2 separate regions of the Homo sapiens genome follow, and region 1 is linked to region 2. A link is a loop called in an ENCODE intact Hi-C map of the cell type or tissue named here. Cell type or tissue: natural killer cell. All regions are shown on one strand. Each heading gives the region's core, and the rest is flanking DNA. Links, peaks and the distances in the headings are about the cores only.

What was found. Peaks named below come from ENCODE experiments on the same cell type or tissue, not always from the same donor. Only the 100,000 strongest peaks of a DNase experiment are listed, where the experiment ranks them.
Region 1: a loop joins it to region 2, with 2.1 times the contacts of the local background. A loop is called at or near these places in 11 of 110 quality-filtered maps.

What each region holds. Positions count from the first base shown.
Region 1 is chr22:40,123,998-40,134,837 of GRCh38, reverse strand. It overlaps a transcript of TNRC6B not described here. Among named protein-coding and RNA genes, the nearest start is that of TNRC6B, 49 kb to the left of the region's middle. In natural killer cell, for the core only: no CTCF peak of the experiment used is centred there; a DNase peak (open chromatin) is centred at 5,657; H3K27ac peaks cover 1,207 bases.
Region 2 is chr22:40,050,492-40,061,331 of GRCh38, reverse strand. It overlaps a transcript of TNRC6B not described here. Among named protein-coding and RNA genes, the nearest start is that of TNRC6B-DT, 11 kb to the right of the region's middle. In natural killer cell, for the core only: no CTCF peak of the experiment used is centred there; DNase peaks (open chromatin) are centred at 2,851, 5,581 and 9,795; H3K27ac peaks cover 1,367 bases.

The DNA.
Region 1 (10,840 bases), core at 1,580-9,579, 74 kb before region 2:
GATTTACAGAAAAATTAGGAAGATAGTCCATTTATCCGGATGCAGTTTCTGCTGTTAGTAACATGTTACCTTAGTATATCTGTCACAATTCATGAACCAATATTGATACATTATTATTTATTTATTAAACTTTAAGTTCTGGGATACACGTGCAGAACATGCAGGTTTGTTACATAGGTATACATGTGCCATGGTGGTTTGCTGCACCCATCAACCCATCACCTACATTAGGTATTTCTCCTAATGCTATCCCTCCCGTAGCCCCCCAACCCGATACATTAACTAAAGTCCATAGTTTATTAAATTTGCTTAGTTTTTACCTAATGTTCCAGGATCCCATCCAGAATACCACATTACATTGTCATTGTGTCTCCTTAGCTGTCTCTTGGCTGTGACAGTTCCTCAGATTTTTCTCAGTTTTCCTTGAGTTTTCAGGAGTGCTGATCAGGTATTCTGCAGAACATTCCGCTAGTGGAATTTGTCTGATGTTTTTCTCATGATTAGACTGGGATAATGGGTTTTAGGGAAGACAACTAGAAATTGAAGTGCCATTTCCTCACATCGTACCAAGGGTACAAAGTATAAAAATGACTTATCACTGTTGATGTTGACTTGATTGCCTGACTTTAGGGTTCTCCACTGTGTGAATCCACACTTTAAGAGTGGAAAGTTATGCTCCACATCCTTGAGGATAGAGTATTTACTAAACTTTTTGCAATTATTCCACTCAGGAGGTTACAATGGTGGTTTTAAACCACTAAGTTTTGATGTGATGTAACAGACATCAAGATATCTGAAACACAATCAAATTTTTCACCATCTCCCATCGCATATTACCTGTTTTTTTTTTTTTTTTTTTTTTTTTTTGAGACGGAGCTTTGCTCTTGTTGCCCAGGCTGGAGTACAATGTCACGGTCTCGGCTCACCACAACCTCCGCCTCCTGGGTTCAAGTGCTTCTCCTGCCTCAGCCTCCCGAGAAGCTGGGATTACAGGCACATGCCACCATGCCTGGCTAATTTTTTGTATTTTCAGTAGAGACAGGGTTTCTCCATGTCGGTCAGGCTGGTCTCGAACTCCCAACCTCAGGTGATCCGCTCGCCTCGGCCTCCCAAAGTGCTGGGATTACAGGCATGAGCCACCGTGCCCGGCACATTACCCCTTATATGCTATACACAGTTCCCTCTGCATATAATAGCCTTCTCCCCCTCACCCATTCAACAACAAACCAATAAAAACCATGAAACCCGTCTTTCTACAATGCCCAGTTCAAGTGTTCCCTCTCCATTGTGGACTTCCTTCCAGAAAGAATTCATTGCTTTGCCCTAGGCACATATTTAATATCGGTATCATAGCCTGTATGGTATGGTTACCTCCCTCAACTAGGTTAAAAGTGCCCGAAATGCAGAGACCATGTCTTACATAAATCACTTTGCATGCCTGTACCTACGACATCAGCAACTAGTAGGTGCCCAATAAATGTTTGTTGCATTAAAAAAACTGAATGACTATAAAAGTATGTCATTTTTGATAATATCTCAATAAAAAGAAGAGATGATACAAATAAACAGCTTAGTTCAGCATGTGTCAGTAAATCCACAATAGAGCTGAAACCTCCCAGTAATGTACAGTTCCACTATGTGACAGCGAAACCAGACACTAAGAAAAATGAGCATTACATTTAACCAGTCAAAGCCACATGTGACAGATAAAATAGTAGTATCTGTTTTCAGATCAGTGTGATAATATAAGCACATAAATGCCAAATAAAATAGGTCACATGAATTTCTCTCTACGGGAATCAGGCCAATGAAGCATATACATATCTGTGCCTCCGGATTTTACAGAATATATATATATATATATATATTTTTTTTTTTTTTTTTTTTTTTTTTTGAGACAGAGTCTTGCTCTGTCCCCCAGGCTGGAGTGCAGTGGCGCGATCTTGGCTCACTGCAAGCTCCGCCTTCCAGGTTCACGCCATTCTCCTGCCTCAGCCTCCCAAGTAGCTGGGACTACAGGCGCCTGCCACCATGCTCGGCTAATTTTTTTGTATTTTTAGTAGAGATGGCGTTTCACTGTGTTAGCCAGGATGGTCTCGATCTCCTGACCTCGTGATCCACCCGCCTTGGCCTCCCTAAGTGCTGGGATTACAAGCTTGAGCCACTGCGCCCAGCCTTTTTTTTTTTTTTTTTGAGATGGAGTCTCACTCTGTTGCCCAGGCTGGAGTACAGGGGCATGATCTTGGCTCACTGCAACCTCTGCCTCCCATGTTCAAGCAATTCTCCTGCCTCAGCCTCCCAAGTAGCTGGGACTACAGGCCCCTCGCCCTCGCCCTCGCCCTCGCCTCGCCTTTATTGAGATGGAGTTTCACACTGTCACCCAGGCTGGAGTGCCGTGGTGTGATCTTGGCTCACTGCAACCTCTGCCTCCTGGCTCCGTCCCGTCCCGTCCCGTCTCGTCTCGTCTTTATTGAGATGGAGTTTCACACTGTCACCCAGGCTGGAGTGCAGTGGTGTGATCTTGGCTCACTGCAACCTCTGCCTCCTGGGTTCAACTGATTCTCCTGCCTCAGCCTCCCGAGTAGCTGGGATTACAGGCACAGCTGGGATTACAGGTGCACACTAACAGGCCCAGCTAATTTTTGTATTTTTAGTAGAGATGGGGTTTTGCTATGTTGGCCAGGCTAGTCTCAAACTCCTGACCTCAAGTCATCTGCCTGCCTCGGCCTCCCAAACTGCTGGGATTACAGGCGTGAGCCACTGCACCCAGTCACAGAAGGTAATTTTCATATTTAACCTCTAAAAATATGGAACAATAAGACAGATCCATGGGTAACTCTGTTAATTTGATTCAATTTTATCTCTCACATACACAGCAGAAAAATTAAATAAGCCCTGAAGTGGTCCTTGGGAAAAATGTAAGAAATATTCACTGTTCCTCCAAAGGATATGTTCAGAGGCATCTGAAGTTTTACATTAACAAAAACTCTGTCAACTTGTCTTCCTTCAGCATTTACAATAGAAGCTTTCACAACAATAGCAGAACTCTCTTTGAGAAATTTGTTAGGTCATACAAAATTGCAATCTGGTGACCATTCAGGGAAAAAAAGCTCGTTCTAAACTGATGTGAAATTTAACATTCTTTCTTCCTGCCTCCACTTTAAGTGGTTGGAGCTCCAATAATTAAAACAAAGAATAAATAATAGTTTAAGGAGTCAATTCTGTGTATCAACACCCAACACAGTTCCTAGCACACAGTAGGTGCTCAATAAATATGTGCTGAATTAATCAGGAGAGAGGAGGGGAGGAAAGGAGGCAAAAATAAGGAATTATGCTTGTGCATAATTCAGGAATGATCTATAATCTGTTTACAGCAGTCTTTTAGAAACCATCACCTGCTTTATATCTTTCTGGCAGAGAAAAAAAAAAAAATCCCTAAACTCAAGAGGTCAAAGTCTACAATTCCCAACTCCCGAAGAATATATAATCCTAATCCATCTCTGAACTTCAATAAACATCTCTCTCCAAGAAAATGTTACGGAAGATGCTGCACAGTTTCAGAGAGCACTCTTCAAGAGGAACAGCAAAATTCACTTCCTCCAATAAGACTTCTATACCGCGCTGGGCACAGTGGCTCAGCCTGTAATCCCAGCACTTTGGGAGGCTGAGGCGGGCGGATCACGAGGTCAGGAGATCGAGACCTTCCTGGCTAACACGCTGAAACCCCGTCTCTACTAAAAAATACAAAAAATTATCTGGGCAAAAAATTATCCGGGCGTGGCGGCAGGCGCCTGTCAAGTCCCAGCTACTCGGGAGGCTGAGGCAGGAGAATGGCGTGAACCCGGGAGGCGGAGCTTGCAGTGACCCGAGATCGCACCACTGCACTCCAGCCTGGGCAACAGAGCGAGACTCTGTCTCAAAAAAAAAGACTTCTATACCAACCCTGCCCATCCATAAGGGCTCCTGATCTATACTTGCACAACTTACCTGGATATTTTGTAAACCATATTGACCGTTTATTCATTTGTTAACTATTTTTTTTTTTTTTTTTTTTTTTTAGACGGAGTCTCCCTGTCGCCCAGGCTGGAGTGCAGCGGCGCAATCTTGGCTCACTGCAAGCTCCACCTCCCGGGTTCACGCCATTTTCCTGCCTCAGCCTCCCGCGGGGGACTACAGGCATCCGCCACCTCGCCCGGCTAATTTTTTTTTTTTGCATTTTTAGTAGAGACGGAGTTTCACCGTGTTAGCCAGGATAGTCTGGATCTCCTGACCTCGTGATCCGCCCGCCTCGGCCTCCCAAAGTGCTGGGATTACAGGCGTGAGCCACCGCGCCCGGCCAATTCATTTGTTAACTATTCTTAGCACCTTCGCTACAACTGCAATTCCAAGCCTTTCCTCTTAATAGGAAATCAAAACTTGTCATTTCAAGTCTTCAACTGTGTACTCTACACTCTACCAACTACAATGACTTCTCTTTCGAAGGCAATACAAAGAAAAGCTGAACCCACTTCCTTTCTTTCTTTCCTCCTCCAAAACTCCCTCCGCCATTAAACAAGAGTCAGAAGAGCAGGATTTGGGCCTGAGCTCAGGCATTACTGCAGTACGAGGCCCGTTAAGCCTGGGAATCTGAGAAACCTTTTTCTAACTGCACTCTGCCTTCCTCAACCCATTTCTTCCCTCTTTTCTCAAACATGCATAGTCCTCTTCCATTTAAAAAAAATCTTTCACTTGAACTTAATCCTCCTCCTCATTGTTCTCTCTTCCATTTATTTCCAAATGTCCTAAAATTGGGTGGTGGACTATAGTCATAACTCATTTTTAAAAATCATTTAATTTCTCTTTAACCCATAAAATTTGGTTTCTGCACCTCCTACTCCAATTAAATGGCACCCTTGAACACCAGTAAGTTCTTTTTAGAAACTATCATAGAAAATTTAAAACATGTACAAAGTAAATACAAATAAACTCCTATGTACCCATCACAACACTTCAATAGTTGCCAACATTCTGCCATTCCTGCTTCATCTATACTTCCATGTATTCTCCACTCCATTTGATTGTCAGTTTCACCACATAAAACATACCTACACTGTAACCATTTTTATTGTAATTATAAACAATTGCACCCCTATCAGACACAGAACATCTCCATCACCCCCTAGAAAGTTTTCTCATATCCTTTCTCTTTAATTAGTTCTTAAACAAATCCAGGTGTCTTTTCTCACTTGTCAACCTCCTTGATTCTTGGCAGCATCTGAAGTTACTGAGTGAGCCTTTCTCTTGAAATTCCCCTTTTGATTTCTATGATGCAAAAGGATCTCAATCCATCCTCGAGTCACATCAGTTTTGGCGCCAAAATACACCTCAAGTCTGTCTTTCCTCCACTTCCAGTAACACCCATGAATGTAGTCCTACCCGAACAGCTGCACGTGCCTTCTCACCAGGCTCCCTGCTTCCACTCTTACCTCTTTCCAATCCACTGTCCAGACAGCAGACAGAGCCACCTCTTAAAATGCAAATCCTACACATCACATCACTCCTCGAGTGAACAGCCTTCAATGGCTGCCCTAGGCATGGAGAATAGGTCCACGTTGCACACTGTGGCCTCTGAGGTCTTGCAAGGTCTCTGTCTCTCTCTCTAACCTCCTGTCACACTTGGCCCACAGGTTTCTGAGAGTTCTTAGAAGAGGCCAAGGGCTTTTGCAGCTGTTTCCTGTGTCTAGAACACTGTTGCTTCAGCTCTCCACACAGCTGGCTCCCTTGCCCATTAGCTTCAGCTGAAATGTCCCCGTCTCAGAGAGACCTTCCTTGACTAGCTACGCTCTTCCTCCCAGCTGCCCTGCATGACATGGCTTTATTTTTTTCATAGTACTTACCATCATTTATAATTATTATCTTTATTTATATTTATTCATGTCTCCCACTAAAATGAAACCGCCTTGAGAGTAGGAACCATGTATTTTTGGTTCACTGTTGTATCCCATGATAACACGTGCTTAATAATTATTTATTGAAGGCCAGGCGCAGTGGCTTACACCTATAATTCCAGCACTTTGGGAGACTGCGGCAGGAGAATCACTTGAGCCCAGAAGTTCGAGACCAGCCTGGGCAACACAGCAAGACTCTGTCTCTACCAAAAAAAAAAAGAGAGCCAGGTGTGGTGGCACACACCTGTGGTCCCAGCTACTTGGGAGGCTGAGGTGGGAGAATTGCTTGAGGCTGGGTGGTTGAGGCTGCAGTGAGCTGTGAGCTGTGAGCTGTGAGCCGTGAGCCGTGAGCCGTGAGCCGTGAGCCGTGATCATACCACCACACTCCAGACTTGGTGACAGAGAAAGATCCAGTCTCAAAAAAAATATATTGAACAAAAATAAATTCAGCTGAAAATCACTTTTTGGTAAAAAATTCTCTACTTTTCCTCAAAACCTACTACCTTTCCTAATGGCCTTCTGTTAACAGACATCCACAAACTATGTAACCACAGCAAAATGACAAATTCCAGCCATACATTAAATCATTCCAAATATAAGATTTTATTGATTGATTGATTTACACCCTCGGAGGAGGAGAATGGACTGACCCCTGCGAGATGAGATCAGCCTCCAAATATAAGATTTTAAACAAAAGCAAACATCAGGAGGAAAAACATAAGAGCCTGAGTTAAACTAAGGCTGATGAAGTTGAAGTTATAATCTAATTTATAACAGAAGCATCCACTTAGTGCAAGTATAAAAAGAATGTTCTCTTATTCTTGAGTCTAATTCATTCTGAACTGATAAACTATTCAGTAATTGAAAAATCAAGAAAGCTAGTCATTTATTTTTCCAAAAAGAAGTTGAAAACTGAGTTTATGGCACAGTAATATATTCTATACCAGTCTAATTACATGTTCACCAAGCAATCTCCCAATTATACCTTCTCTTTCCAGGGAGAAAATGTACTAGCCAGAAATCCAATCTTCCTTTTTTTTGAGGCAGGGTCTGGCTTTGCTGCCCAGGCTGGAGTGCAGTGGCATGATCACAGCTCACTGCAGCGTCAACAGCCCTGGGTACAAATGATCCTCCTACCTCAGCCTCCTGAGTAGCTGGGACTGCAGGCATGCACCACCATGCCCAACTAATTTTTGTATTTTTTGGAGACAGGGTTTTGTCATGTTGCCTAGGCTGGTCTCGAAGTCTTGAGCTCAAGCAATCTGCCCACCTCGGACTCCCAAAGTGCTGGGATTGCAGGCATGAGCCCCAATCTTCCTTAACATTATATTTCACTATCAATTAGTAAATTAGGATCTTGAGGAAGGGTGTATATGTACCTCAGAAATTCTGGGGTGTGTGTATCTTGGGTGTCCTGGGTATGTGTGCCTCTGTGTGTGTGTGTGTGAGGGAGATTCCTAGATCGTGTGTGTACCTCACAGGCTCTGACTAACCCTACATCAGATTCAGGGTCTAAATGAGTCTGATGAAAACCTATATGCTTCTGCTTTAGCTACGGAAAGAAGAAAGAAATCTGGTGATATGGGAAAGGAAAACTAAGAGGACAGGATGACATCTGTCCCTCCACCCAAGCCACGGACTAGATCATAGCCCCGCAGAGGGGGCATTCAGAAAGAAATGGAAAGAGTTGTTTTCAGAGCTCCCAGGAAGAGCTACAGACAATTCTGAATGGACAGAGAGGGAAGTAAAAGTAATACTAAGGGTCTCATGTAACTATGTTAAGAAGCAGCCAAGGAAAATCAGCACATGGAGCCAGATATAGACAAAAATATAGATAAATATTTATATATAGGATTTATATATAGGATTAATATATATTTATTTTTATTTTATTTATTATATATATTTACATACAAGATTTGATGATGATAACACTCCTTAGGCTCTAGATTGAAAAAACAAAGCAAACAAATTACCATTTAAAAATTTATAATATGTAGCCATAAAAAAGAATTAAATCATCCAGGCATGGTGGCTCATGCCTGTAATCCCAGTACTTTGGAAGACCTAGGTGGGTGGAGTGCTTGAGATCAGAAGTGTGAGACCAGCCTGGACAACAAAGTGAGACCCCGTCTCTACAAAAAATACAAAAATTAGCCAGGTTTGGTGGTGTGCACCTGTAGTCCCAGCTACTCAGGAGGCTGAGGTGGGAGGATGGTTTGAGCCTGGGTGGCAGAGGCTGCAATGAGTCAAGATCGTATGACTGCACTCCAGCCTGGGCAATAGAGCCAGGCCCAGTCTAAAAAAAAAAAAAAAAAAAAAAAAAAAAATTAAATAACGTCCTTTGTAGCAACAGGGATACAGCTGAAGGCCATTATCCTAAATGAATTAACACAGAAACAGAAAACCAAATGCTGCATGTTCTCACTTATAAGTGGGAGCTAAACACTGGGTACATGTGGACATAAAGATGGAAACGGTGGACACTGGGGACTCCAAAAGGGAGAGGGAGGGAAGGGAACAAGGGTTCAAAGACAAGCTCTTGGGTACTATGCTCACTACCTGAGTGATGGAATCACTTGTACCCCAAGCCTCAGCATCACACAACATACTCATGCAACAAACCTGCACGTGTACCTCTAAATCTAAAATAAAATAAAATAAAATTTGTAATAGAAAAACACCTAAAAATTATCAGTGACTGCCTCTGTGCAGCAGGAACAGGGGACCAGCTTTGACTCCTGACTTTATATACTTCTGATTTTTTATAAGCCTATAGTAACTTTCGTAACAAACTTTAAAAGACATAGTATTAGTGTTCTAAAAATAAATTATAAAGTTCTCTGTAGTTCAGTAAAATTGTTTTAAATTAGCATATAGGATTAAAAAGTATACTGAAAAGAAAAAATATTTCTCAATCTTATGTTAGGTTCTAATTTAACTCAATCGAATTTTTACAGTCATGTAAAATGAAATACCCATTCTACTCATCCACAGCCTCTACTGTTCAATTTCTACCCAAACTGTACCTTTCAGTAATTTACTGACCTTGGAACTGCTTTCTTCCGATACTTCTCCCTCATTGGTTTGCATGGGAACAGATTTTGTGCAAAACTCTGCAGAAACACAAAAATACTGCCTAAAAGAAGAGAGAAGAAAAAAGTATGTAAGGAATTCAGGGCAAAAAAATTTTTTTTTCAAAGGTTTAGACTGAAATTCTCTCAATAAGGCCACAGATACTGTGAAGTAACTTTGAGTAACTTTGTGTGTGTGTGTGTGTCTATGCACATGCATCTTAAAGGTAAGAAAGGGAGGGAGAGAAGCAGGGAGGGAATGTTTCCCATCTTGGGGGAGAAGGGTAGATAGGAAAGGTTTCCAGCATTGGGATATTAATAGCTCTAGATTTCTTTCCCTATTTTATTTGGCTTTTGGCAGAGGTGGTGGTGAAATTCTTACAGCAGACACTGACCTGCAAGAAAGTATGGCAGTGAGCAAAGCGGCGCACCTGTTGTTCCGCCCCTGCAGGTCACAGTGCCTGGGTATTAGGCTAAGGCTATTGGAATTGGCAGGGTTTCCCGGGCTTATAATTTATGAATAACGTTCCTGCTTTCTTTATAACTGAAATTAAAGTACACTATAATGGCTGGCCCCACTTTTCATTTTTAGGAAATGTGCTTAATAAACTAAATGTCAGTTCATTTATTTTTATATGAGACTATTTATAGGGCAAGACAGTAAAAAGTAATTAAGTTTTCCTCAAAGAATAAAATGAGTCAAGAAAAAGTTTGTTAAAATTTTATGAATTAAAATGTACCAAAAGGAAACTACTAAAAATTTATGCAACATTTTCAAGAATTCATTACATATGTAATTATTGAGGAATATTTTTTTTTTTTTTGAGACACAGTCTTGCTGTGTCGCCCAGGCTGCAGTGCAGTGGTGAGAGTTTGGCTCACTGCAACCTCCACCTCCTGGGTTCAAGCGATGCTCCTGCCTCAGTCTCCCAAGTAGCTGGGACTACAGGCGCCTGCCACCACACCCGGCCGATTTTTGTATTTTTAGTAGAGACAGGGTTTCACTATGTTGGATAGACTGGTCTTGAACTCCTGACCTCGTGATCCGACCGCCTCAGACTCCCAAAGTGCTGGGATTACAGGCGTGAGCCACCGCTCCTGGCCCTATTGAGGAATAATTATTCAAATGACACAAATCTCCATTATAATACAGGTATGAATATTTACAAACCTATCAGCTACTCTAAAGCTCATAGCTACAAAACATAAAAACTAAAAAAGGCCAGGTGCAGTGGCTCATGCCTATAATCCCAGCAATTTGGGAGGCTGAGGCAGGTGGATGGCTTGAGCTAACGCGTTCAAGACCAGCCTGGGGGCGAAACCCCACCTCTACCCAAAATACAAAAATTAGCCAGGCGTGGTGACACATGTATGTGGGCCCAGCTACTTGAGAGGCTGAGGTGGGAGGACTGGTTGAGTCCAGGAGGTCAAGGCTGCAGTGAGCTGTGATCACACCACTGCACTCCAGCCTTGGCAACAGAGTGAGACCCTGTCTCAAAAAAAAAAAAAAAAAAAGGTAAAAAGATGCTGGTAGTGTATGTTTTTTGTGTGTGCAAGAAAAATCTATTAATGCACAACGCTTGATGATCTGTTTTGGTGTAGGCTTCTCTATAACCAGCCAAGACTCAAGGCTAAGAAGGCACTTCCAGGAAGCTGTTGCCTCATCTACTGGGTGGGAAGGGGTTACCAAAATATCTACTTTGCTCACCCACCTAGCAAGGTCTTGTTGGGAACAAATGCATATTTATGTGATGTGAAGTGTAAAATCAGTACAGTAGAAGCTCTCAATTGATATCCATTCACTTGCTCCCAGCTTAATCAACATTGCCCATCCTCTCT
Region 2 (10,840 bases), core at 1,799-9,798:
AAGGCTGGAGAATCGCTTGAACCTGGAAGACGGAGGTTGCAGTGAGCCAAGATCACACCATTGCACTCCAGCCCGAGCAACAAGAGCAAAACTCCGTCTCAAATAATAATAATAAATCCAACAACAGCGGACATACGTTCCTTTCAAATGCACAAATAATATTTACCTAGATAGACCATATTCTGTACCATAAAACAAATCTCAATACATTTTAAAGGATTCAGTTATACAAAGTGTACCAAAAAGAATTCAAACAGCATAACCAGAGGCTACTATCCTTGGAAAAGTCGGCTTGCAAAAAGGTTGGCTCTTGGGTGGCATCTGGGAATCTAAATTTCAGGATTGTTTCCACCATTCTCTAATTGATAAGGGTGGTTTACTGTGTCTAAACTCTACCTACCATGCGGTTCATGCAGAACACCTGTTTTCCTACTGGGAGCCTGAAATTTTGGTTCATGCTAGGTACCAAACTAACTCCTGATAAAAAGCCTGGATTCCTAGGCTCAGGCAAGCTTTCCTAGTAGACAACACTTCACACATATTGTTACAACTTGTTCCTGGGGGAATTAAGTGTGTCCTGTATGTTCTACTGGGAAAAGACTTTTGGAAGCTTGCACCTGGGCACCTGGCTTCTACCAGCACCTTTTCCCTTTTAATTTTGCACTGTATTTTTTCACTGAAATAAATCTTAGTCATGAGTATGACTATATGCTGGGCCCTGTGTGTTCTCCTAAGTAATCACTGAACCTAGGGATAGTCTTGGGGACCCTAGAAACACAAAGTCTATTCTTTGGTACAATAAAATTAAAGTAGAAATCAATAACAGAAAGATATGTAGAAACTTCCAAGTATTTGGAAATCAAATAACACTTCTAAATAATCCATAGGTTGGCTGGGCATGGTGGCTCATGCCCGTAATCCTAGCACTTTGGAAGACTAAGGTGGGCCAACATGGCGAAACCCTGTCGCTAATAAATTTATAAAAATTAGCCGGGTGTGGTGGCACACACCTGAACTCAGGAAGTGAAGGTTGCAGTGAGTGGAGATCGTGCCACTGCACTTTAGCCTGGGCAACAGAGTGAGACTTTTTGTCAAAAAAATAAAAAAATAATAAAAATAATAAAAAAAAAAGTCATGTGCATTTTTTATGTTAAAACTTTTTTTGCTAAATTAAAAAAAAAAAAAAAGAAAAAAAAAATGATGGCCGGGCACAGTGCCTCACGCCTGAAATCCCAGCACTTTTGGGAGGTCGAGGCGGGTGGATCACACGAGGCCAGGAGTTTGAGACCAGCCTGGCCAACACAGTGAAACCCCGTCCCATCTCTACTAAAAATACAAAACTTAGCTAGGCAATGGTGGTGTGTGCCTGTAGTACCAGCTACTCAGGAGGCTGAGGCAGGAGAATCGCTTGAACCTGGGAGGCGGAGGTTGCAGTGAGCCGAGACTGCACCAGTGCACTCCAGCCTGGCAACAGAGCGAGACTCCGTCTCGGGGGGAAAAAAAAAAAAAAAAAAAACCAAACTCTATCATGACCAATGGGGCTTATCCCAGGAATCCAGGGTTGTTTAATGTTCAAAAGTCAGTCAAAATAATTTACCATGTTAACAGACTAAAAAAGAAAAAACATATTTTAATATATTTTAAAAAGCACATCCAATGAAACAATCTCCATTCCTGATTAAAAACTCTCAGTAAACTAGGATTAAAAGAGAAATTCTGGAACCTGATAAAGTGCAACTATGAAAACGCACAGATCATACCACAGTTAGTGATACAAGACTAAATACTTTCTCCCTAAGACACAGGAGAAAAGCAAGAATGCCCACTCGTATCACTTCTGTTCAGCATGGTACTCGAAGTACTAGCCAGGACATTAAGGTATGAATTAGAACTCAAAGACTGGAAAGTAAATTTGTCTTTCTTTGTAAATGATATATTTGTTTAAAAAAACATCGAAATCTATAAAAATGCCATTAGAACTAATGAATGCAATTAGCAAAGTCTACGTAATTCATTATCATCACAATCATATCAGTAAGAACAAACTATATCCAAATGAAGGAGGCGTTACTTAAGAAAGGCTTTCAGGAAGACAAAGTTTCGAGAAGGCTTTTTGAGAGTAAGGGGGACAATGAATTGGCAGCCAGAAGCAGGGAGAAAATTTTACATAAGTCAAACCTTTATAGAGCATGGGGACAAAAAGAGAGAAAATAATATGGAAAACAGAGAAAAGATTGTACAGAACGCAAAGATTCAAAAGAAAGAAATGACAGTTGATAAATGGGAGCAGTAAACGAACTTGGCTGGAACAAAGGTGTTTGGATTTCACACAGTAAGGACAGGTTGCTAAAGAAAGGAAAAGAAAATAGTACGTAGGAAATGTTTTCTGGGGAGAAACTAGAAACAAGACAACTGACTAGAGAGCTATTTAAATAACCCAGAAATAGACCAAGGATGATTTAGATTCAGGATGGTGGCATGAACATAAAAATGAGAAGGTCAAAGTCCAAAGCCACAGAGAAAAGAAAAACTAAAGGATATGGCAATGTTTCCAGATTCAATGTGTCAGAATTTCAAGATTCAAGTACTGGGCAGGTGGGTTGCCAGCGACAGGGTATCCAACAGCATCACGCCTCTCCAGACGGAGGTGAAGTAGGGGCCCCTCTCCAGCCTCCAGTTACCTTTCTGAAAAGCACCCTGAATGATAAGCCCAAGGTCTGAAAAATAGGAGGTTAAAGCAAAGCAAGAGAAAATGACATGAAATACACATTTTTCAGTACAGTCAGTCAGTCTAGAGACTGTCTGCTTCCAAAGCTAACGTGCTGCATCGGTTGAGTCCCGGCTCTGGCCAGTTCAGGAAGCGCAGGCTGGCGCCACAATGTGCTAAAGCACATTGTGTCACATTGTGCTAAAGCACATTGTGCTAAAGCACATTGAGTCACAAGTTTTGGAGGACAGGTAGAGGGCCCCCTTTTTAAAGTTTTCAAACCATCCCTTACTGGCTTGAAATGTGATGTCTTTTACATCTTCATTCATTCTTCTTCTCTTTGTGATTTCTACCAAGAGCCTTTTTTACCGTTTATGTTTTGTTTTTGTTTTTTGGTGTTGTAAAAGTAGTATTTTCCCCTCTGAGCCTTTTGGCTACATACTGGGGTATGGGGCATAAAAAGATCTCCTCTTTCTGGAGCAGTCCACAGACCCACCTGCATGGTTTAAGCTGGAATCAGTAAGTATTGTGGCCTTTTGTTTAAGGCAATTGAGCCAAAATGCAAGATAAAACACTGTAAATTTTAAACATATTGGTGTAAAAATATAAAACTTGTATAGTAAAAAGAAGGTTGACAAAATTGACTAAAGAGTAGATGGTGAAATATTAACTTAAAATCTGTTGTCCATGGTACATCTAACAGGAAAGTCTTTATTTAGAAGGTCTACAGAGATAACATCTGAGTAAAACCTCTCCTCAGGAAAAGGATATTACTGAGCATGAGACACCATCAGCAGGATTTTCACAGGAGAAAGACATTTAGCTCCTCAGAGAGCAGCTGTTTCATCTTTTACTTTGGATTGCCTTCCTCCACATCAGAATCTTGTACCCAGCAAGTACCCAAGACATTTCTCTTGATATGCTGACCAGGGGGTCTCCAGGTTAGAAAGCCTGGTCCACTTCCAGTTTTTGAGGCTCGAGATATGTATATATATTTTTTTAAATAAAGACATGCCAAAACACCATTATGAAAATTCTGGGCCAGGCAGGGTGGCTCACGCCTGTAATCCCAGCACTTTGGGAGGCTGCGGATCACCTGAGGTCAGGAGTTTGAGACCAGCCTGACCAACATGGAGAAATCCTGTCTCTACTAAAAATACAAAATTAGCCGGGCGTGGTGGCACACGCCTGTGATCCCAGCTACTCGGGAGGCTGAGGCAGGAGAATCACTTGAACCCAGGAGGCGGAGGTTGCGACGAGCCGAGATGGTGCCATTGTACTCCAGCCTGGGCAACAAGAGCGAAACTCTGTCTCAAAAAAAAAAAAAAAAAACCTGGCATATTTTCAATGTACACATTTAATAAATCAACACCTTTAGGAAAAAAATTCAATGTAACTGTACTATTCACAAGAGGATTAATAAACATGTTCCCTTGTCATAAACCACAGATAGTGTTACCTGGTAAGAAGTTTAAAGGTATAATCAGTATCATCTTTCAATCCTGTGACTTTATCTCGACTGTTTACACCTACTATGTGCAAACCATTCTAGTGGGTGCCATGACAAAACAAAGTAGCATAAACTCATTTTGAGCTCAAGGTATCCAAGATGAGAACCCATGACGACTTCTTACTCTGTTGAGATACTACAAGGAACTTCCAATGAATATAGTCTACCTGTGCCCATGGGAGGAATCTGGTGGCCTTGCCCCATCAAATCTGCTACCATCTCTATTCAAGCAACTTCCATTTTTCTTTCTCCGCTGGGTGCTTCCTGTATATCTTTTAATAGATTATAGATTTTTCTTTCTTTTTTTTTTTTTTTTTGAGACAGGGTGTCACTCTGTCTCTCAGGCTGGAGTGTAGTGATGCAATCCTAGCTCACCGCAGCCTCCAACTCCTGGGCTCATGCAATCCTCCTGCCTCAGCCTTTTGAGTAGCTAGGACTACAGGCATGTGCCATCATGCTCAGTTGATGTTTAAAACATTTTTTGTAGAGATGGGGGTCTCACTATGTTGCTCAAGCTGGTCTCGAACTCCTGGCCTCAAGTGATCCTCTTACTCTGGCTTCCCAAAGTGCTGGGATTACAGGCATGAGCCACTGCACCCAGCCTGATTTTCTATCTTACTTAAAGGTGTTGCCTTCTCAACCTCGTCCTGCTTCCATTTTTCTCTGTCCTTTCTCTTCCAAACATCTTAAACTAAACTGCATTCATTACTACCATTCTCCCTATCATCACTTAGCTCCTTAGCCCTTTGTTATGTAGATCAAATACATACACAGAACTTGCAGAAATCGGCATTACCGTAAGTCAATTAACATCTTGTGAGTGTAATCAGCACTACCAGAGCATAATCACTTCTTCCCATTTGAAAAATATCAAGCTCTGAATATGCAAAGCTGAGAAACATTAGTTTAGCCAACAAGGTATGGACATCCTGCAACTGAAAGCAACTTAGCGGAAATAGAATGGAAGATGGCTAGAGATGGGGTGGATGGGGAAAGGAGACACTACTTAAGAGTAACAGGGAGAGAAAAATGGATAGGAGGAGACAGAAAAGGAAAGAGACATTGAAAACAAATAGGAGTAAATGAAGGAAAATGGGCTACATTTTTATCCAATTAATCTCCCTTTTTCAAATCTGGTTGAGAATTAAATTAGATTAATGTTAGCTCAGTGAACCACTTGGAGACTTGGAGATATGTAAAGACCTTCAAGCTGTAGGAACTGTCTTTCCCAGAACATATACCAGAGGCCCTTCTGGGTAGTCCTCTTTTCTGATTTCCTCTCTTTCACTGGTTCAGTGTCTGATCCATTTGAGATGGTATCAGCACTCACCTCAGGTGATCTAGAAGTCACTTCCTTTACACTCTCTGCTCCTACAGATAAGCTTAAATGAGTCACCACTTTCTAATTCCACCTAACATCATTTGCATGGTTATAGGTACACCACTGAAGCAAGTATATTAACTAGAAGTGACAAGTGCCGTTGTGGTTTATGATTATCTTCTCTGAATGGTACTCTATGCCTTTATGAATTCAAACATACAGATTCAGATCATTATTCTAAGGTCATTTCCTGTCCTAAACTGCAGTGGAGTAAGAGGCTGAGTCTGACATATCATGGTTCAACTGTAAGTCAGCTATTAGCCCTGTACCCTAATGCCAGCCTTGTAAAGCATACCGCTGTGCCGGTCATCTTCTCCACATACTAAAAACGCTCCCCCATGCCTCTACACAGGCTGTTCTCTCTGCCGGAAATGCCCTTTTCCTCCACAACTTAGTGTGAGTGTCACCTTCCCTGGGAAGGCTTTCTCAACCTCCCCATCGTGTTGATGACCTTCCTTTTCATCCCCGCAGCACCTCTTGTACTGTCTATTACAGCACTTATTACACTAAATGGCACTCATCTGTGTCCACATCTGTCTCACCCACCTGGCTGTGCATTCCTTGGGAACAAAGATCTCCTTTCGCCCCACCTCTGTAGTCCTGGCTCCTAGCACAGCATTCAGCATGTCTATGCATTCAAATGTTTAGTGAGAGCGTCATCATGTCAAGCCCAAGCATAATTTCTTTTCTTTTTTTGGAGACGGAGTCTTGTTCTGTCACCCAGGCTGGAGCTTAATGGTGCAATCTCAGCTCACTGCAACCTCTGCCTCCCGGGCTCAAGCAACCTTCCTGTATCAGCCTCCCGAGTAGCTGGGACTACTGGCGCGCACTACTACAACCAGCTAATTTTTTTTTTTTTTGTAGAGATGGGTTTCACCATGTCACCCAGGCTGGTCTCGAACTCCTGGACTCAAGTGACCTGCCTGCCTTGGCCTCCCAAAGTGCTGGCATTACATGCATGAGCCACCAAGCTTTGCCTAAAATGAGGTTTTTTAGAAATTCTATTTTAAATTCTCTTTCTTAACTTCATTTGAAAAAATATTTATTGAGGACCTACTATGTGCAACTCACAGTGCTAGATGTTGGTGACACAAATGTGAATAAAACAGAGTATTTTTATTCATGTAGCTATTTTCCAGAAGGGGAAATATAATATACAAATTAAATAATTATACAATTGATATCTTCTAATGTGGGGCGGGGTGATTAGGAAGTCATTAAAGAGGAGACACACACACTGAGCTCAGGATTGAAGAGGCATTAACTAAGGTTGGGCCTGCGGGCTTCCAGCTGTGAGAATAGTATGCTCAAGGAAGGGACCTTGGGTAGTGAAGAACACACATTTCCGGAACTTGAAGAGGGTCAGTATGGTGAGAGTACACTCAGCAAGGGGGAAGACAGTAGGAAAAGAGGCAGGGGACGCTGGCAGAAGCTTCACTGGGCAGTCAGTGAAAAAGGCAAGAACAAGAATTCAGGTTCTTATCAGGGTCTTTAGGCCTCACTGACAGTTTTGTTTTTGAGACAGGGTCTCACTCTGTCACCCACACTGGAGTGTGGTGGCGCAATCTCGGCTGACTGCAACCTCTGCCTCCAGGCTCAAGCTAGCCTCCCACCTCAGCCTCCTGAGTAGCTGGGACTACAGGCAGGCACCACCACGCCCAGCTAATTTTTGTATTTTTTGCAGAGACAGGGTTTTGCTATGTTGCCCAGGCTGGTCTTGACCTCCTGAGCTCAAGATATTCACCCACCTCAGCTTCCCAAAGTGCTGGGATTACAGGCACGAGCCTGTGCACCCAGTTATTAACAGTTTTAAGTAGGGGAGAAATATGATCAGATTTACACTTGCTTTTTAAGTAAATGTTTTAAATTAAGATATACACAGAACACATCTGTAGTTTTAAAAGATTATTCTCACTACAGTTTCAACAATTCTCTGAAGTAGAGAAGTTCCTACTTGCAAAAGAAAAAACTAAGACTCTGCAAAGCTAAGTAACTTACTTCAAGTTATTTATTTAACAAACATTTGAGTGTCTACGATATGACAGACACAGTACAGTATGTGCCTAGGGATGCAAAGATGACTACAATAGTCTCACTTAAGAAATTTGCAATCCAGCAGGAGAGACAGATTAAGAAACATGATATAATGTAGTCTATGTCAGAAATGAGTAAAGTCTAAGAGAACAGAGAGAAATTCAATCTTCCTAGGAAGAATTAACCATTTCACCTGTGTGTTAAAGGGGTATTTTTTTTTCCATACTGTAGTTTTTGAATTTTCAGTCATTCCTGCGCTTGGCACCCAGTATGCACTCAAGCAAATGTCAGCAATACAAATGAATCCAGGACTTTTGACTCCTAATTCAGAGACTCTCCAACTCTGCCCGAATTCTGGAAGACTTGCATTAATTACAATAATTATGGAACTATTTTGGAGCTCTACTTTTGAAGCTGCTTTCGGAGCCTGTTTATAAACCACAAAGAAAGTCAGTCTTATTAAAACTGTCAAACTTCATTAATGACCCAACCTGAAAATCCATAACAATATCTAAACATAGTTTTTTTTTTTTTTTTTTAAAGAAAATCTCCAAACACATCGAGTGGTATATGTTAAATACCTAAAGCTTTTAGTATGTCAGTCATACCTCAATAAGGTGGTTTGGGGGAAAAAGAAAGCACAAATCGACATTCAGAGGATGGTGAAATGCTCCCATGAAGACAACCAAGCAAATATACCATATACACCTTCGTAATTCATGATCTCTGTACTCAAAGGACTTACATTTCAGTTTCTAACTAGAAAGACAAAGCATAGCACATAAAAAGAATAAAAGAGAATAGAAGGTAACATTTGTTCATTTATTTAAAACATTTACACACTGCCTACTACTACACAACTGGTCAGAAACTGTTCTAGGGATACAAAGCGGGTAAGATAAATGCCTGCCTTCAAGAAACTCAGTCCTATGGGGAAGTCAACAATACACAGGCCAGACATGGTGGCTCACGCCTGTAATCCCAGCACTTTGGGAGGCTAAGGCAGGCAGATTGCTTGAGCCTGGGAGATCCAGACCAGCCTGGGCAACATAGTGAGACCTCATCTCTACAAAACATGAGCCAGGTGTGGAGGTGCGTGTCTGTAGTTCCAGCTGTTCAGGAGGCTGAGGTGGGAGGACTGCTTGAGCCCAGGAGATGGAGGTTGCAATGAGCCATGTTTATGCCACTGCACTCCGGCCTGGGTGACAGAGTAAGACCCTGCCTCAACAAAAAAAAAAAAAAAAAAAAAAAAAAATACAATACACAGCGTTGCTATTAAGCAGGTACACACAAATGAGAACACTGAGGCTGTGTACAGCTGCCATCAATTCTAATTCATCAGACACCGATTCTTATTGGTTCATGCTTTATCTGTTGTTAAATATTGTAATATTACCTCTGATTATAACGCAAATTGGTAAAGACCGTAAGTAATCACTATATGAAAAAAACAATGACACCAAAAAAATTGTTAAAAGTTTTCAGAGAATATGACGAGAACTTAAATTTTAATCTTAGGGTCCCCCTTTGATCTTGGGGTCCCCTTGTGTTTCTTGGCAAGGAAGGTTGGCACATTTGGATAAGGAAGCTGGTTCTAGGTGAGGGGAATAGTAGCCAAAAGACCAGTGGCTGGAAGTACCCAGGTATGGCCCTTCAACTATGTGGAGAGCATGGTTTAGAGTTGTGCTGTCCAACATGGTAGCCACTAGCCACATGTGGCTACTGAGCACTTGAAATGTGGTTACTCTGAACTGAGATGTCTATGAGCGAAAAATACACTCCAGATTTCAAAGGCTTAACTAGAAAAAAGAATGTAAAGTATCTCATTAATAATTTTTACCAATTACCTATTTAAATGTTAATATTTTGGATATACTGAAGTCAATAAAATGCTATAAAAATCAATTTCACCCCTTTCTACTTTTTTAATGTAGCTACTAGAAAATCTATACATATGTGGCTCATATTTGTGGCTTACATTCTATTTCTATTGGACAGTGCTAGTCCAGAAACTTTAAATAACAAGCTAAAGCATTTAAACCCTCTAGGCAATGAAACACCATTGAAGGCTTTCAAACTGTAGTGCCTGTGGTCGATTTGGGAGGGAGCAGGAAACATAAACAAAGCACTGTTTCAGGAAGATCAGTGTGGGGGCAATCTGTAGGGGTGAGACACTGGAGGCAGTTGTCAATGTCAACAGGCTGCAAAATGTCAAAGGGTAAGTAGGCTCAGCTGGAAAGTATACAACGTCTTTAGAAGCCCCATGCTGGGTGGAGGGAGGAGTAAGAAATCAAGAGCAGGTTGAAATACGGAAGAATAACAGCTGCAAGTGCTGACCCCAGCCTGGACAACCAAGGTGCAATACTTGTGGGACTTAGTGAGCTTAGCACAGTTTAGTTTAGATCTAGTCTGGCTTAGTGATAAGGGATTCCATGCAGAGGTACAATTCAGAACAGGATTGGTGTCCTCTTCAGCAATTTTGGAATCTATCTCACTGTGGCAAGACTTCCAACAGTGAGATCAAGTCCCAGAGGAGACACTGAGGACGTAGGCAAGGCTACCAGAAACTACAGGATAGGCTGGGTGCGGTGGCTCACGCCTGTAATCCCAGCACTTTGGGAGGCTGAGGCAGGTGGATCACAAGGTCAGGAGTCCAAGACCAGCCTGGCTAATATGGTGAAACCCCATCTTTACTAAAAATACAAAAATTAGCCAGGTGTGGTGGTGCGCACCTGTAGTCCTAGCTACTCGAGAGGCTGAGGCAGAAGAATTGCTTGAACCCAGGAGGCAGACGTTGCAGTGAGCCGAGATCACGCCACTACACTCCAGCCTGGGCAACAGAGCGAGACTCTGTCTCAAAAAAAAAAAAAACCCAAAAACAAAAAAACTACAGGACAGCAATAAATAACAAAAGCAAAAGCCCAGACTTACAACACAGCCTACAAATATTTACTGGAAGTCTGTTGTATGCCTGACACTTGGCCAGGCTCTGGAGATACACTGAGATTCAGGACCAAAACAGACATGGTCCTGAATCATGAATTGTGGTGACAGCTATGAAAAAATAACAGGAGCTCTGCCAGTCTTAACTGAGGGTGGATGGGGGTAGTGGGACGAGAGCATAAAGGAGGGCCTTTCTGAGGTGACAATTTAATCTGAACCTGAAGTTAGCTGGGTAAAAGCTAGTGGGGAGCAGAGCAAGGACAGC